Linked DNA regions of Homo sapiens: regions 2 and 3 are each linked to region 1. The links are chromatin contacts, found by Hi-C or POLR2A ChIA-PET in ENCODE. All regions are on one chromosome and are shown on one strand. Each heading gives the region's core, a stretch centred on a gene start or an enhancer-like site at or near the end of the contact. The rest is flanking DNA. Distances are from core to core; before and after follow the strand shown. Region 1 has its middle 23 kb from the start of ZNF80. Region 2 holds the start of NEPRO-AS1 (NEPRO antisense RNA 1). Region 3 has its middle 120 kb from the start of SNORD155.

Region 1 (3,902 bases), core at 931-3,430:
TTCATGGACCATGATGTGTTACTCACTGCACACTCCTTCAACTGCCTCAACCCTCTCTTTCTTTGTCATACTCAGCTGACAAAACTCTTGGCCAGCTCTCCACTTCTCCATGCCTGTACCAAACCAGCCAAATATACCCAAAGAAAACAACCATGCTGACTGGTCTCACTTTAAAGTTATCATCACAAACCACAAGTGAGCCCTTAGTGTAGCGTGGCAGCCTACTCTATTTCCCTAGTCAACTCACTTTTCCAGGACTATTTCACATCTTCCTCTCTCTCTTCAAATCTCCAACACATTCTTTTCCTCCACACTGTCAGCTGATAACTTTGCTTCCTACTTCACTGAGAAAATCGGAGCAATTAGAAAAAGAACTTGCACAAGTTTCTACCCTCACATCTTTCTACACTATGTCCATGCGTTTACCTTCACTCCTGCTGCTCTGGATGAACTGTGTATTTTCTACCTAAAGCCAACCCCTCCACTTTGCACCAGATCCCAACCCCTCACGCCACCCAAGGACATTGCTTTAGCATCATCTATTTTCCTTCTCTACTGAATCAGAACTAGAATAATGTGAGAATAATTAATAACATGGATCAGAATAACGTGATGCTATTTCTCCAATCAAAACCACAAACAACAACAGCAACAAGAAATTTCCCTGGGATTCCACTCCTAAGTCAAACGACTCCATTTCTTTCCCCCTTGCAGCAAACTTCTTAAAATGGTTGTTCTTACTCTCTCTCTCATTCTTCTTGTCTTCTGTTGAAGACATCTCAAGTAGGCTTTTGTTCCCTCCACAGCATCTCTATAATATTCTATCTGAAATATTATACATTTACTTGTTTATTTATTTGCATTTCTACACCTTCACTAGAACCAAAATTACAGGAAAATGTGGAATGGCTCTTTCCTCAGCATCTAGAATAATGTCAAGTTCACAGTGGGCACTCCCTTAAATACATTTTGAGTGGAGGAATGAGTTTGGGATTTGAACCCATGCAGTGTGGCTCCAGTGTCATTAAGTCAGAATGGTGGAAGAGGGGCATCCTTCTCACCAGGGACTCCAAGAACTATTTGAGAATTGGTAAGGTTGGAAGTCTCCCCTAGTAAGGGCAGAGCCAAAAAAAACAAAAGCTGTTTATTATAACCCTATCTTGCCCCATCTCTGATAGGCTGAGAAACCCACGTTACACATCTGTGTTAATGTGAGAGCTGCAAAACACCCCTGTATCCTGAGAAGATGTGGTTTAACTTGACGTGTAACGGCATCCGCAGATACTATAGGGTACTTATGAGTCTTGTGTTGGTTTGCTGGTTTTTTTTTTAACTCACTAAATTCTATTTTAACAACCATGTGCTCACCCCACCTCCTGACCTAAGGTATTTTCCTTATCTGAGCACACCTGTGCTTGTTCCTAGGTAAATCTGGGCCAATGCAGAGTACTGTCTGCACTGCTTAGTTGGTAAATGTGTCTGTAGCATGACTATCATCACAACTGCCATCTGAGCAGCAGAGCCAGATGGAATCAGACCACTCATTGGTCTACTGAGGTAAGGATGGGCTTTTTAGCTCTGCTCTCTCTTAGAAACAAAAACAAACAAATCAAAAGACTAACTTTTTTTTTTTTTGCATTCACCTAGACTATTATGCCAGAACTTGCGTAAGAAAAACACTTCTTTCCGACCCCTGTAGTGATCAACTGATGCCTTCAAGCAGGAAACCTGATTGCCCTCATCTCAGGCTGAGTCTGTTTTATCAATCACAAAGTGACTCAACCCTTTTTTAAAAGCCAGCTGTGACCATTGACTCTGTGACCTCCTGTGGTGGTGAATTCAGTTTAAAAAATAATAATGTTAAAATAACAAAGCTTATTGAAGCTATTATGCTTCAATGCTCCACCCTTTGGGGGCTAAAGGAAATAAAGCAAGTTGGCCAGACCTGAGGAGTTGATGATACACATTTTCCTCCCCCAGAAGCATCTTGTAACTTGTCCCACACCAGCAGTGACTTCCCAGTATGGCGTTTCTCCCCGCTGCTCCCATCAGCAAGAGCGTGCTGACACATGGGCTGATGAGCAGTGCCGAGACTTATGGAGTGTGTCCTTCCTGCTTCGAACCTCACAGCCTGTCATCCTCTGTTGTCACACGCTCTTGCTCATTCGCTCGCTGCTCACACTAATCTAGAAGATGATCAAAGAAAAACTCCACTGACTCACCCCTGCCTGGACCAGCGCAGGGATTGGTCAAGCGTGCGCATTAAATATTACCAGATTCTAATCTATTATTTTCACCCGCTTGCTTGCTCTCTCACTCGTACTCTCTCACTTCCTCTCTCTCATTTTTTTTCAAAAAATAAATAAATGAATTCTGGGTTGGCTGAAGATTTCAGCAATGTGAGTGCTGTGCAGATGGATCCTGCTGAAGCTGGTGCTGGCTCTCTAGGGAGTAGCATGAAATGCTGGTTTTCAAAACCTGAGCAGCGTGTAAATGGCAGCTAAAAAGGAAATGCAGATTGGTGCTGAGTGTTAATTGTCTCTTCCTCTCTTCTTCACACACTTCAGAGACTGTGTGGTGGCAGGAGACAGGAAAGCAGGCCTGCCCCCTCGTGGGGTGGGCTTTTTTTTTTTTTTTTTCTCAAGCTGGACTGAGAGAATAACAACACCTAGAGTCCAAGTCAAAACATGGAATGGGTTTTTTTTTTCTTTCAAGTTTTCATCTGATGAAAGTCCGGGAGGTGGCACCGAGCTTGTAATGAAAGTAAGAGTCTGCTGAGAATGAGTCGATGAGGTGTGACACAGAAAGGGGAAGCAGGATGTCTTTGTTTTGAAATGACAGGCGATAAGCTATGGGGGTGCCTGGTGAGATTTTAGTCCATAACTAGGTAGCAACTTGTCAAATGCAGGCCCCTTAAATGCATCACAAGAATTCTCACTTGAGATGATTTCAATTCTAGCTCTGCGTGTGTGAGTGTGTGAGTGTATGCATGCACGCATAGCAAAACATAATTGAATGCCAAAAAACATTGTCATGTCCTGTTAAGGGTACAATTGTAATCACACTGGAACGAGAGCTCTAATTTCCTCCATTGCTTTCCTCGCTTAGGCAGTGACAAGGTCAGGTTTATGACCACAGCCCAGGCTCAGAGCCATTTATTTTCATCCCTGAAGACTCATGTTAGCCTTCTCCCAAGATGTTAATCAAGCAGAATCTTGATTGACTGTCTTTTCTTTTTACGTTTTTGTCTAGATGAAGTGGGGTCATTTGAATTTGTGCAGTTTTGAATAAGATGGGGGCAATAGAGAAGCAACTGGGAAAATTGACTAGCCTTTGGCAAGGAGAACAGAAGAATCTGGAATCCTTTTTTAAAATCATGAAATTCCTGTGCCCCACCTGAGTCACTGTAACCTGTACCTGCTGATGCCTCATTTCTCCATGCATTTATGAAAAGGCTGTGACTCCCTGCTGTTGTCGTGTGGTGCCAACATCATTCCAGCTTGCCAGTTGGAGACAAAAGATAAGCAACCACAAATGAAAACACATTATTGTCTGGATCCATTCTCACCTTCATGGCCAGGAATGTGAAGGTGAGCTGGTCCCCGCCCCTGCACTTCACTGGCAAGACCAAGGAGAGTGCAGTGGACGCTCTCCAAAAACATTGCTTCCTACTACTGCTGCTTGTAATGGAAGTAAGAGTCTGCTGAGAATGCTCATCTCAGGCTGAGCCATGTGTTTCCCATGGCAGCCTCTCTTGGCCCCTGTTCCTAACCAGGACAGAAAGAGATCTCAGCCTGGGATGGGCTGGATCTTGCTCCTAGCACAAAGTGTACTCACTCAAGCCGTGTGAGAAGAAGACAAGGAATGTCCTTTCAAGAAATTGCCTAGAATGCCAATTGGGG
Region 2 (3,793 bases), core at 267-2,766, 1.2 Mb after region 1:
TAGAAGCTGGAAAAGGAAAGGAAATGAATTCTTCCCTAGAGATTCCGGAAGGAACCAGCCCTGCCAACTTCAGTCCATTGAAATTAATTTTGGACTTCTGACCTCCAGAAATGTAAAATAACTTCTACTTATTTCAAGCCATTAGGTTTGTCGTAATTGGTTACAGCAGCAATAGAAAACTAATACATAGGCCAACATAGGGCACTGTGGTAACACATTAAAGGGGCCTCTGTATCAAGTTATGGAGTGAGGACGGGGTGTTTAGGAAGAATTACCCCAAGTGACGACCCCAGAGCTGAGGAAAGGAGATTGTGTTTCCGAGGATGACCCAGGTAGAGTAGGTAGATGTGTAAAGGCGCACAGAAAGAGCATGGAAAGTGTTTCAATAAAGTAAGACTGCTTGCATGAAATAGTAGTAATAACATCAACAATATTAACTATGGTAAATGTTCATTGTTTGTATGCCAGGAGTGCCTTGGCATTTTACAAGTCTGTGAGATTGATACTATTATTATCATCTTCATTTTACCCACAGGGATACTAAGGTCTGGAGGAGGAGGTAAGTAAATTTCCTGAGATCACCGAGCTAGTAAACAGCAAAGCTAGAACTAGAACCTTGGCAGTCTGTTTCCAAAACTCACTGTTTTTCTAATACGTTACTGTGGGAGTGTTAAGAACTTAAGGGGGCATTAGCATGGCTGAGGATAAATGAATTATTAGAAAGATATTAATGAGGTAAGGATCACTAGAGCTTGGAATATGATCTTGTCTTGGAGACTGACAAAAGTGGGAATGACTGACAGGTGTCTTCCAAGTTTCTTTGATGTGATCTCGGTTTTGCTGTGGTTCAAGACATAAAGGAGCCTTCCTTTACCACTCAAAGCAAATCACTGCTTCTTCGCTACAAATTCCACACCTTGCACAAACCTCTTCATTTCATTTCTTCCTTTTTCCCCTAATGTCTGAGGCAGAGTTGGGGGTAAAAGCACCAACTCAATTCTGGGCCTCATTTTCCATATTTGTAAAATGCCTAGAAGTATTTAACAGTTCCAAACTTGGTTGTGCTTCCGAATCCCCTGCGCTAAGTTTAAACAAAACGCAGATTCCTCATCGCATTCTCAGAGATTCTGTTGGTTAGTATTGGGATGGGGCCTTTTTTCCCCCATGATTCTACGCGGCCACGTGTTGGTAACCAATATACAGATGACTGGGTCCTTCCCAGTCCCACGCGTTTACTCGATGAAGGCAGCCTCCCGCCGGGCTCCTGGCCCCGCCCGAGCCCCACCCCCTGCTCCCTTCCGGCCCGGACTGGGTCCCATCGCCCCACCTCCGGTCGCTGGACGTGCTCTCGCGTAGCTCCGCCTTTCGTAAGTCCCCCCGCCTCGCATGATGGCTGCGGTGCCGCCGGGCCTGGAGCCGTGGAACCGTGTGAGAATCCCTAAGGCGGGGAACCGCAGCGCAGTGACAGTGCAGAACCCCGGCGCGGCCCTTGGTGAGTGAGGCGCCGGGCGAGGATGGGGGAACGTTTCCGGGGGAGGCCGCCAGGCCCAGCCGGCGCATGTGGGCGGGGGTGGTACCGGGACTTCCCGGCCCGGGGGACGCTGGGAAGGGGCGCGGGGCACGTAGGGGTCGAGCGGTCCCAGCACTTTGCTGGTGTAGCTTGTAGGGCCTCTGGCTTCGCATTCCTTCATTGAACCAGCTGTGCTAACCCAGGGCTTGGCTGGAGAGATGAAAGACCAAGGCTCAGCCGTGCGCTGAGGGGGCGGAGAGAGGTGGACTCAGCTGGTGCCGGGGAACAGTGCTGCCTGGGAACCCTTGCTCACCCGGGTCTTCGGAGTCTTGTTTACCCTTCCGTCCATTTCCCCTTTCCTTCTTTTTCCTGTACCCGAGGAGCGGTGGACGTCACCTAAGCACTGGGACTCAAACTGCAATCTTTTCGGACCTCTATCTGCTTATCTGTGAAATGGAGTTAGTCCTCCTACTCCTCACAGGGGCGTTGGGAATATCTAATGATGTAATTTAGGAGACAGTGCGCTGTAAACGACGGTGTTTTGCCACCTAAATGGGTGGTATTTGTTAGGGTGAAGGGCATATAGTAGGTAGGAGCCTGGCGCAGGAGCCAGGTTGTTTGGGTTTGAATACTAGCTCTACCCTTTGCTGGAGCTTGAAGGAGTCATTGAACCTTTCTGTGCCTCACTGATCTCACTTTCAAATGGAGATAAAAGCACCTTCCTCATAGGGCTGTTTGGGGGGATGAAAGAGTTGATAATGTAGAGAAAGCATTTGGAACACTGCCTGGCATGGTAAATGAACACTCAAATGGAAGCTGTTATGAATATTAAATACGTAGCTCCGGGGCCCAAGGGAGAGAATACAGTCATGGGTTCTTTGTTTCCGGTTGGGCTGGTAAAGCCCTTTCCTCATCCCTCTTTTCACTAGAGACAAACTAAAAACCATGGCTTTAAGCTGCAAAAAGCCTAAAACAAAACAGAACAGAACAACAAAATAAGGCGGGTTGGACAAGCTTGACTTAGATCATCACATCCCCTTTCCCATATATCCATCCTACACACTTTACAGATTATCCCATCTATCCTTCCTACACACTTTACAGATTAATCTTCCCTCTTTCTCTATTCAAAAATTCTTTAACAACTCCTATTAGGCCTGGGAAATTCACCAACTCACTACCCATCCCCGAGGCAGCCCATTCTGTCTTCAGGTAGTTGTTGGGACAGTAAGAAAATTCTTGTTAGGTAGCAACCAGCCTTTACTTCCATTTAGAATGCTAGTGCTGCCTTTAGAGCCATAAATAACACATGAACTACATCTTAGGGACTTCTACAGATTTTCAGACTAGGAAGCATCTGCTGATGAGCACCCGGTGTTCATCAAATAATACGATTTCCAGTTACTGTGGTGGTTTTTCTTTTCTGAATATGTTTGTGTCTCTCATAAAGTGATATCCAAACACAGAAGCCTTGATTTTGAAGACTGTGAATTTATTCATTCTGTCTTGCTTTCGGGCATAGCGACATGGGGAGTTAGAGAGTTATTACACATGTTGTGACATGTGCCCTACCTTCAAGGTGGGGGTTAAGTGTACACATGAGGCGTAAGTGTACACCAAATGACTGACAGCAAAGTATTCATATGAAAGATTATTAAACCATGATAAAATGCAATGCAAAGATACAGCTTCTTGTTTTACAGATGTTCTCTTAATGATTTCCTGGACTTTATATCATCTGTTACCATTTTCCAACTTCTCTTATACTTAGAATCCTTACGTTCTTACAGTTGAGACTGATTACATTAGTTTTTGATTCCTTTAAAACAAATAAGGAAAGATGCTTTTTTTAGTGTGTTTTTAATATAATATACTTACTGTAGAAATACATACTAAATCTTATTAGATGTCTCTGCTTCAGACCTTTGCATTGCAGCTGTAATTAAAGAATGCCATCTCGTCATACTGTCGCTGAAGAGCCAAACCTTAGATGCAGAAACAGATGTGTTATGTGCAGTCCTTTACAGCAATCACAACAGAATGGGCCGCCACAAACCCCATTTGGCCCTCAAACAGGTGAGGAAGCCCGGTAGGTGAGACCCAACCTGTTCACTTGAAAATGTAGATCACACTGCCACTTACTATATTGCTATTTATGGAAATCTCGTGGAAATCTCAGTAAATTACTTGTGTTTTATAGGCCTATAGCCCACAGTTACATGTGCACTTTCTTTTTTTTTCCTAAAAGCATTTCAGCATTTCAAAAAGTAATTTTTGTTAGAA
Region 3 (3,579 bases), core at 161-2,660, 1.6 Mb before region 1:
TTGGATTCTGAGCAGCTACTGGTCTATTTCCCAAAGGACAAGTGAGCCCACAGAGGTCAGTGGAGAGAGGGAGAGAGTGTGTGTGTGCATGCTCATGAAACGTGGATCAGAATAACAAAAGCAGATGTAGCTGATGGCAGAGGGGCAAGGCTGGAGTTAATAAACCAGCACGCACAGAGGGTTCTGTCAGATGCAGGGAATGCATGACATAATTGTTTCTGCCTCTAATGATCTCAGTGATGTGGGAGACATGAGAATATTAAAACAAGACAGAAAAACGGAAACTCATTTCTAGCAGCTGCCAAACAAAATGGGACGTAAAGCAGGAGAGAGGTATATTGAAATGTTCACAAGGTTCACTTCACCAAAATGAAACTTTACCTCTCACGGATGTCAAATCCTCACCTCTCTCTCATGCAGAAGTCCCCTCCCATTTCCCATCAAACTGTTGCTCCCTGCATTCTTTCTGCATCCTTCCCTGTCACTCTCTTCCCTCGTCACTGTCACTTTGCCTCTCTTGCTTTTTAATCTCTTTCATTTTTCCCCTTCCTTCCTCCCTTCTCCATTATCCTGTCACCACAAACATGCTCTTACAGTTGTTCTCCCCCCTTCCCTCTCTCTCTCTCACACGCGTACACGCACACAAGAACATACACGCACAGACCACACCCCTTCTCATTCATTAGTAATCAACCTGGGAGCCACATCTCCTAATCCCAGCAGTTGAATGGAGCTGTAAAAATGCTCCCTTTGAAAAACACCCAGAAGTGACGCTCCCCGGGCTGCAGGTGGGCGGTGGTGTCGGCGCTGCTGCGATGCTTGCTCCTGCCACGAGGGGGCAGCAGTGCGCGCCGAACGCCGCGCTGCCCGTCGGCGCAGGGAAGGCGGCGCGGACGGCTGCTCACCCGGTGTCACCCGTCACCGCGGCTGACAGCCTGCGTCAGGATTCCGCCCGCGTCCCAGGCGAGCACGGAGGGGCGCAGAGAATAAGCAAACGATTTCTGATGAGTGCGGGCGGGGTGAATTCCGCCTCGGGCTAGTACAGATAGATCTTTTCCAGAAACAAAGGAGTGAGTCAGGCCGCCTGTGAGTCGAGAAGGGAGAGAGGCAGGGCTGGGCGCGACCGCTCGGCCCGGCCGCCTAGCTTCTCCCCGCCCGCCTACCTGCGCCCTCCCTCCTGCCCTGCGGCCCGCGCACCCCCCGCCCACCCGCTCGCGCTGCTGCGGGGCTCCTTCCCCAGGCAGCTGCAGGCGCCGCCCGGTCGGGAGGAAGCTAGAAGGCGGTGTTGCTTGGCCACCTGGGGGCGGGGATGGAGCCGGCCTGCAGAGAGGGAGCGCGGGTGTGTTGGGGGCAGGGTGGGTTTGCAGCCTTTCCTAGGGGTGCGGCTTCCAGCAGTGACGGCAGGGTGAACTCGGCGGCAGGGGGCGGCAACGCTTCTGTCAACCGGCAGCCTCCGCGTGGCTGGGTACTAGAGCTCTGCACATGTTTGTCATAGGTCAGCTCCCCCGACACGCGCGCGCACACGGGGTCCTGGGGTCTTGTTGCGATTCCGCCCCCTTTTACTCCAAAAGAGAGGTAACAGCGTCAACAAGCAGAATAATAAAAAGCGTTTATCGAGTGCTACGCGCAAGGCAGGCTCTGTTTTTACAGTAAATCTATTATTAATTTTAATAAAATGATAGTAAATAATAACAATATGCCCAAATGATGCTGATTGATAACTATCTTATTTCCTTCGTTTTAAGTTGAGAGGATGCAGAAGTATTTTTTTTTCTTTTTCAAGAAGATAGCTAGGTCTGGTTCTCCCTATTTCCAGAGGAGCAAGATGCCTTTATATTTACTCGTGTTGGAAAAACTAGGGTTATAACTACTGTTGGACAGGATTCAGCCTCCGGGCTGTTTTCCCTCCGTGCATTTTTTTTGTTTTCTTTTGAGACGGCGTTTCGCTCTTGTTGCCCAGGCTGGAGTGCAATGGCGCAATCTAGGCTCACTGCAACCTCTGCTTCCCAGGTTCAAGCGATTCTGCTGCCTCAGCCTCCTGAGTAGCTGGTACTACAGGCGTGCGCCACCACGCCCGGGAAATTTTTGTATTTTTAGTAGAGACGGAGTTTCACCATGTTGACCAGGCTAGTCTCGAACTCCTGACCTCAGGTGATCCGCCTGCCTCGGCTTCCCAAAGTGCTGGGATTACAGGTGTGAGTCACCGTGCCCGCTCCGTGCATATTTTTTAAGTGGGAATTTTCATGTAACTGTCCCAATTTACAGCATCCCTTGAACAAGAGAACATCTAGAGACTTGACCTAAATGGTAACCCCATTGGTGGGAGTTGAGGAGCTGTTACTGCCATTAGAAGGGGCAAGTGGCTCTCCAGTTTGCCACAGTACCCACCTTGCCCTAATACGGACTGTTATTACTTGAAGCTGCACCCCTGGGGGAGGGCTACAAGTCAACCCTTTCTTCCCTAACACACACACACACACACACACACACTCACTCTCTCACACAATCTGTCTCTCAATCTCTCCTTTATTTATAAAAGTAAATATTAGACCATAAGTTTCACGAGAGAAGGAATTGTGTCTTATATTTCTTTTGAATCCCTCATAGAAATTCACTGATCTGGACATATTGTAGATACCGCTAAGAACTGCTGAATGGAAATCTGTTGAATAAAATGAGCAATGGAACATTATTTAAACTGTCAGGCTACCACAGATATTGCATCCATTATTTTTAAGGACTATAAAAACATTCATACAAGGCACAACAATTTCTGCTACACGTGCATGCATAAACAGAATTTGATGTTGAAAGCAAAAAAATGTACAACAAAATTAATGTATATGTACTTAATTATAAAAATAAACATTTTTGTTCCTTAGTAATCAGACACAGTAATAGTCTGAGAAATACTAAAGAATGATAGAACTACTCTTTTGTAAGCATTTCAATCTATAGCAAGTTTTGAGCCTGCTATAGAGGTAAAAGAGATATGATGTGATAAAAATGTAAATCAAAATCATAGTGAAAAATAAACTAATATTCTTTTATACTGTATGGAAACTCTAGCTATGCGATACTACATTGCATATGTATCAGTTATAGTTCTATTAGGGAAGTAGAACCATTGTGAGTGATATAAAACCAGGGATTTATTATAGGGTTTAGATTCTATGCAATTATGAGAATGTGTTAAGTAGTCTAAGGCCTCTGCATCTACTCTTGGGCGTGAAGTCTGCAGGGCTGACGATCAAGAAGGAAAGATGCATACGAAATGGATACAGCAAAGAAAAAATGAAACTCATAGTTGTTTCTCATGGCCTCCATGTAAATGACTTGCAGCATAAACTGACGCTTTTCACCAAGGAAACATACACATACCTAGCCAGGGATTCAGAGAAGCAGAAGCAGGGGTATCTAGCAGGACTTGAAGGAGCCCATGCCAACAGGGTGAACCAGCAGATCAGTGACAACTTAGGTGAGCCTGGTTTCACACCCACCTTCAAATCATAAAGATAGTTGGTGCTTCTTTTCTGCCTTCCAGATCTTGTTCATTTTTTCCTTGTGGCCAGTCCTGAC

Evidence for each region. A loop is a pair of places that touch in the nucleus more often than their neighbours do. ChIA-PET counts read pairs that join two places held with the same protein, here RNA polymerase II (POLR2A). Pooled maps may share reads with other maps.
Region 2: a map of naive thymus-derived CD4-positive, alpha-beta T cell shows a loop between it and region 1 (6-fold over the local background). The contact joins the promoter of NEPRO-AS1 here to the enhancer-like site in region 1. A Hi-C loop is called at or near these places in 1 of 168 maps with a recorded cell type or tissue (naive thymus-derived CD4-positive, alpha-beta T cell) and 9 of 50 pooled maps. POLR2A ChIA-PET finds 5 or more read pairs at or near these places in 2 of 52 experiments (activated T-cell and naive thymus-derived CD8-positive, alpha-beta T cell).
Region 3: a loop to region 1 is called in a map of B cell, with 10 times the contacts of the local background. The contact joins two enhancer-like sites. A Hi-C loop is called at or near these places in 6 of 168 maps with a recorded cell type or tissue (B cell, CD4-positive, alpha-beta memory T cell, CD8-positive, alpha-beta T cell and 1 more), 1 of 37 single-sample maps with no recorded cell type and 12 of 50 pooled maps. POLR2A ChIA-PET finds 5 or more read pairs at or near these places in 2 of 52 experiments (CD4-positive, alpha-beta T cell and activated naive CD8-positive, alpha-beta T cell).

What each region holds. Positions count from the first base shown.
Region 1 is chr3:114,212,594-114,216,495 of GRCh38, reverse strand. No RefSeq gene overlaps it. Among named protein-coding and RNA genes, the nearest start is that of ZNF80, 23 kb to the left of the region's middle. RefSeq lists an enhancer at 2,087-2,760. Within about 2 kb of position 2,180, at least 12 of the 41 ENCODE cell types and tissues checked have a DNase peak (open chromatin) inside an H3K27ac peak, as active enhancers do; they include B cell, CD4-positive, alpha-beta T cell and CD8-positive, alpha-beta T cell, where a contact is called at or near this core.
Region 2 is chr3:113,017,241-113,021,033 of GRCh38, reverse strand. NEPRO-AS1 (NEPRO antisense RNA 1) reads right to left here and starts at 1,516. Exons shown (of 3, transcript NR_186663.1): 1 at 1,328-1,516. It overlaps RMP64 (ribonuclease MRP subunit p64), which reads left to right and starts at 1,363. Exons shown (of 9, transcript NM_015412.4): 1 at 1,363-1,492; 2 at 3,432-3,586. The coding sequence starts at 1,387. RefSeq lists a silencer at 1,575-1,684 and an enhancer at 1,845-1,914.
Region 3 is chr3:115,781,927-115,785,505 of GRCh38, reverse strand. No RefSeq gene overlaps it. Among named protein-coding and RNA genes, the nearest start is that of SNORD155, 120 kb to the left of the region's middle. RefSeq lists enhancers at 252-930, 962-1,462 and a silencer at 1,172-1,221. Within about 2 kb of position 1,410, at least 38 of the 41 ENCODE cell types and tissues checked have a DNase peak (open chromatin) inside an H3K27ac peak, as active enhancers do; they include B cell, CD4-positive, alpha-beta T cell and CD8-positive, alpha-beta T cell, where a contact is called at or near this core.